2 separate regions of the Homo sapiens genome follow, and region 2 is linked to region 1. The links are chromatin loops, found by intact Hi-C in ENCODE. Cell type or tissue: prostate gland. All regions are shown on one strand.

What was found. A loop is a pair of places that touch in the nucleus more often than their neighbours do. Peaks named below come from ENCODE experiments on the same cell type or tissue, not always from the same donor. Only the 100,000 strongest peaks of a DNase experiment are listed, where the experiment ranks them.
Region 2: a loop joins it to region 1, with 3.0 times the contacts of the local background. A loop is called at or near these places in 4 of 110 quality-filtered maps.

Annotation. Positions count from the first base shown.
Region 1 is chr20:2,523,555-2,526,054 of GRCh38, reverse strand. It overlaps a transcript of ZNF343 not described here. Among named protein-coding and RNA genes, the nearest start is that of TMC2, 12 kb to the left of the region's middle. RefSeq lists a silencer at 1,241-1,410. In prostate gland, a CTCF peak has its summit at 1,511 (motif pointing left); DNase peaks (open chromatin) are centred at 284, 972 and 1,484; H3K4me3 peaks cover 1,470 bases; H3K27ac peaks cover 1,370 bases.
Region 2 is chr20:2,850,907-2,853,406 of GRCh38, reverse strand. All of the region lies in intron 1 of VPS16 (VPS16 core subunit of CORVET and HOPS complexes), which reads right to left. Among named protein-coding and RNA genes, the nearest start is that of VPS16, 11 kb to the right of the region's middle. In prostate gland, a CTCF peak has its summit at 1,117 (motif pointing right); a DNase peak (open chromatin) is centred at 1,146.

The DNA of each region.
Region 1 (2,500 bases):
CTGCCCAAAACCACCACAACCAAGATGGCCAGGAAAGTGACCTCTGATCGTCCTCACTGCTCATTATATGCTAATTATAATATTTTAGCATGATAAAAGTGTCTTTTTTTTTTTTTTTTTTTTTTTTTTTTTTTGCACCATGACAGTTTACAAATGCCATGGTAATGTCCAGAAGTTACCCTATATGGTCTAAAAGAGGGGGAAGAACCTTCAGTTCCAGGAACTGCCCACCCCTTTCCTGGAAAACTCCTGAATAATCCACCCCTTGTTTGGCATATAGTCAGGAAGTAACTACAATCAGTTGAGCAGCCCACGCTGGTGCTCTGCCTATGGAGTAGCCCTTCTTTATTCCTTTGCTTTCTTAATAAACTTGCTTTCACTTTACTCTATGGAATCGCCTGGAATTTTTGCCCAAGGTCCAAGAACTCTCTCTTGGGGTCTGGATCGGGACCCCTTTCTGGTATCAGTAACACCTTTCTGGTTAATATTCTCAGCCATGTGTGCGCAAGTCCCTCTAAGGCCAGAAGCACGGAGAATGGCTCAGGGTTTGGGGCTTCATCGCCCCTGCGGTCCCCGAACCCTTTCCCCCGACCCCCCGGAGGCCTCGGGGCTGTGCCGAGGGACAGGGGCTCCGGATGCCAGATGCTCTCCATCCTCACCTTCCTATGGAAGCTTGGAAAAGTCAGGTCTCTGAGGCCACTGAAGCTAAAAATTGGGACTTCGGTTTGGGGCGGCAAGCGGGGAGTCAGCCTACGCGGGGTGGCGGGTGCGGAGGGAACGGGGACTCGGCGGCCGGCAGCCTGGGGCGGCACTACGGCGACAGATCGGGACTCGTTCCCTTAAGCGCGAGGTGGGGGCTTAGCCTCTGGTAGGGCGGGTGGGGATTCGGCCGCCGGCGGCGTAGACCATCACTTAGTCTTGGAGCGGAAGGCCGGGTTAGACCTAGGATAAAAAATGCTGAATTCCTTTTCTGGGGGGAAAACTGCGGGATCCGCCTCTGGAGGAAACAGCGGGGCTGAGCCCCTCGGGGAGAGGCGGGGACTAAGCCTCAGGAGCGGGAAGCCGGGAAGCGGGGATTCCATTCGACTCCGGAGAGGGGGACTCCGCTTTCGAATGGAGAGCCGGGACCTTGGCGTCTGGGCCCCGCGGAAGATCGGGAGCCAGCGGGCGCGGTGGCTCACGCCTGTGATCCCAGCACTTTGGGAGGGGGAGTTCGAGACCAGCCTGGGTGACACAGCGAGACTCTCGCTCAAAATAAAAATAGTAAGAGGGAAGGGCCAAGGCAGGGAGGGCGGGCCTGTTGCAGCGCCGGGGCTGGGGTCCGGGCTTCGGGTCGTCCCTGCACCTGGCTTCCTTTCTGAAAGGCCTCCAGATCCTCTGCGAAGGCCCCCTGGGCTCCCCCGGCGGGGCCCGCAGCTCTCCCCCGCGCTGAATCTGAGGAACTGGGCCCGGAAGCTCGCGAGTCTCGGTCCTGGCGGTTCGGGCGGGCGCCCCCTGTTGGCCAAGTTGGGACTTGCCATTGCGGCAAAACCTGCGATTCGGGGCAGGGGCAGGCAGTGGGGGGACAGCCTGGAACCAGAACGCGAAACCCAGCCTCACGGTAAGAAGTGGAGACCTAGTGGACACTAGCAGGTATGTGTGAAAGCAACCTCAAAATCACACGTTCTCTGCCAGGGTAAGCATTTGTTGTGAGTTAGAGCGACTTGAGATGAATTTAAGCAGTATAATTTATCTGTCTCTCTCTGAGGCAGGGTCTCCCTTTGTCCCCCAGGCTGGAGTGCAGTGGTATGATCATGCCTCACTGCAGCCTCGACCTCCCCAGCTCAAGCAGATCCTAAGCCTCCCAAGTAGCTAGGAGCACAGGTGTGTGCTACCATGCCCAGCTAATTTTATTTTGTAGAGAGACAGGGTCTTACTATGTTGCCCAGTCTGGTCTTGAACTCCTGGGCTCAAGGGATCCTCCTGCCTAGGCCTCCCAAAGTGATGGGATTATGGGAGTGGGCCACACCAGCTATCCTAAGCAGTATTTTCAAAGAGGCTCAGAATCACACTTCGATTTTTTTTTTTTTTTTTTTGAGACGGGGTCTCTGTCACCCAGGCTGGAGTGCAGTGGCACGATCTCAGCTCACTGCAACTGTTACCAGAAAGGTGTCCCATCCAGACTCCAAGAGAGGATTCTTGGATCGTGTGTAAGAAAGAAAGAATTCTTAGCCAGGCGTGGTGGTGGGCCCCTGTAATCCCAGCTACTGGGGAGGCTGAGGCAGGAGAATCACGTGAATCCAGGACGCAGAGGTTGCAGTGAGCCAAGATCGCACCATTGCATCCTAGCCCAGGCCAGAGTGCGAGATTCCGTCTCAAAAAAAAAAAAAAAAAAAAAGTACACATAGCTATGGAGTGGGGTTTAGCTGGAAAAGGTGACCTTGCAACTTCAAGTCAACTTCTGGCTCCTCAAACAGTAGGATGGCAGTAAGGCAGGGAAGTTGTTTTCCCATTTCTCACT
Region 2 (2,500 bases), 330 kb before region 1:
TTGTTGTTTGTTTGTTTTGAGACAGAGTCTTGCTCTGTCACCCAGGCTGGAGTGCAGTGGCACGATCTCGGCTCACTGCAACGTCTGCTTCCCAGGTTCAAGCAATTCTCCTGCCTAGGCTTCCTGTAGCTGGGATTACAGGCACCCAGCACCACACCCAGCTAATTTTTGTATTTTTAGTAGAGACACGGTTTCACCATGTTGGCCAGGCTGGTTTTGAACTCCTGGCCTCAAGTGCTCTGCCCACCTTGGCCTCCTAAAGTGCTGGGACTACAAGTGTGAGCCACCATGCCCGGCTGAAAGTGGTTTCTTGAGATGGCATCTACTATTGTGAACACTGTTGAAATGACAACAAAGGATTCGGAGTATTACATATACTTAGTTAATAAAGCAGCGGCGTGGTTTGAAAGGATTAACTCCAATTTTGAAAGTTCTATTTTGGATAAAATGCTATCAGACAGCATTGCATGCTACTGAGAAATCTTTCATGAAAGGAAGAGCCCACTGTTGTGGCAACTTCATTGTTGTTTTAAGAAATTATGATAGCCACCCTAACCTTCAGCAACCACAACTCAGATTAATTAGTAGTCATCATCACTGAGGCAAGACCCTCCACCAGCACAAATACTACACGTTGCTTAAGACTCTGATAATCACTAGCATATTTTAGCAATAAAGTATTTTTAAGTTACGTACTTTTGTTTAGACATAATGCTATTGCACACCTAATATACTACAGTATACTGTAAACATAAAACTTTTATATGGACTGGGAAACCAAAAAAATTCATGTGACGTGTTTTGCAATATTCATTATATTGTTGTAGTCTGGAACTGAACCCATAATATCTCCAAAGCATGTCTGTATATACTTTGGCATTATTTGAATTTACAACCCATATGCATTTCTTTTGACATTCTATAACTAAAATCATTGGGTGAAAAAACATCTGATAGGAAAATAGATATTCATACAAATCTAGCATGCCAGTTATCAACGCATTGCCTCTCAGCTCCAAATTCACCCTTTAACCCATGTTCTGTGGTAATGGTCAGCATTCCTTTAAACATTTCTCCTTTATAGTGAGCATGTTAAGCTTTCTCAGCAGAGGGCGCTGGAAGGACACTGCACTAGGAAGGGGCCCTCCTGTGCTTCCAGGGTTGGTGGTCAGCCAGCAGTCAGGGTGTGAGAATATCTAGTACTGCTCCGCCCCAGCCACACATCCGCAAAGCATGGTCCCTCAGCAACATCGCAGCACTTTCCGGATCACCTTCTCAAGCTGTCTGGACAGACGCTGCACTCCAGGCTTCCTGCCCACACCAGGTCCCCACTTCCTCTCTATACCAAGATGCCTGGCCACTGGCTGCATCCTGCCTGTGCACTAGTGTTTCCACCAATGTCCTCTGCACACCTGTATGCCCAGCCACAGGTTTTTTGAGACAGCGTCTCGCTCTGTCGCCCAGGCTGGAGTACAGTGGCACGATCTCGGCTCCTGCAAGCTCCGCCTCCCGACTTCACGCCATCCTCCTACCTCAGCCTCCTGAGTAGCTGAGACTACAGGAGCCTGCCATCACGCCCAGCTAATTTTTTTTGTATTTTTAGTAGAGACGGGGTTTCACCGTGTTAGCCAGGATGGTCTCGATCTCCTGACCTTGTGATCTGCCTGCCTCGGCTTCCCAAAGTGTTGGGATTACAGGTGTGAGCCACCTCGCCCAGCCTGTGTGTTTTTTGTTTTTTTTTTTTGAGACGGAGTTTTGCTCTTGTTGCCCAGGCTGGAGTGCAATGGAGCAATACCGGCTCACTGCAACCTCTGCCTCCCAGGTTCCAGCAATTCTCCTGCCTCAGCCTCCCAAGTAGCTGGGATTACAGGCACGCACCACCATGCCCAGCTAATTTTGTAGTTTTAGTAGAGATGGGGTTTCACCATGTTGGCCAGGCTGGTCTCAAACTGGTATCGTTAGTAGAGACGGGGTTTCTCCACGTTGGTCAGGCTGATCTCGAACCCCCAACCTCAGGTGATCTGCCCACCTCGGCCTCCCAAAGTGTTAGGATTACAGGCGTGAGCCACCATGCCCGGCCTACCTTGCCATATTGACACTGTGTGTTGCAGGCCTCCTGCCTGCACCAGCACTCCCATTCACACCGTCCACCTAACACCCCAGGCTGAGAGTTGCAGCTTGCCTACGTCTTTACATCCCTTGTGGCCTCAGAGGGTTGCTTCTTGCTTGTCTGATATTATAGACCAGCTCCAACCTGGGCAAACCAACTTCTCTGCCATCCAGTGGGCTGCAACTGTATTTTTCCAACGAGGTCTGAACCCTAGCCTGAAGACAGGCTCCCTCTTCCAAGTTTGTCATTCCTTGGGTACTCTTCCTTGGCCCCAGGCTATCATAAAATTTTCTTATATCTCATATTCTTTTTCTTTTTTTTTTTTTTTTTTGACAGTCTTACTCTATCGCCCAGCTACAGTGCAGTGGTGTGATTGGCTCACTGTAGCCA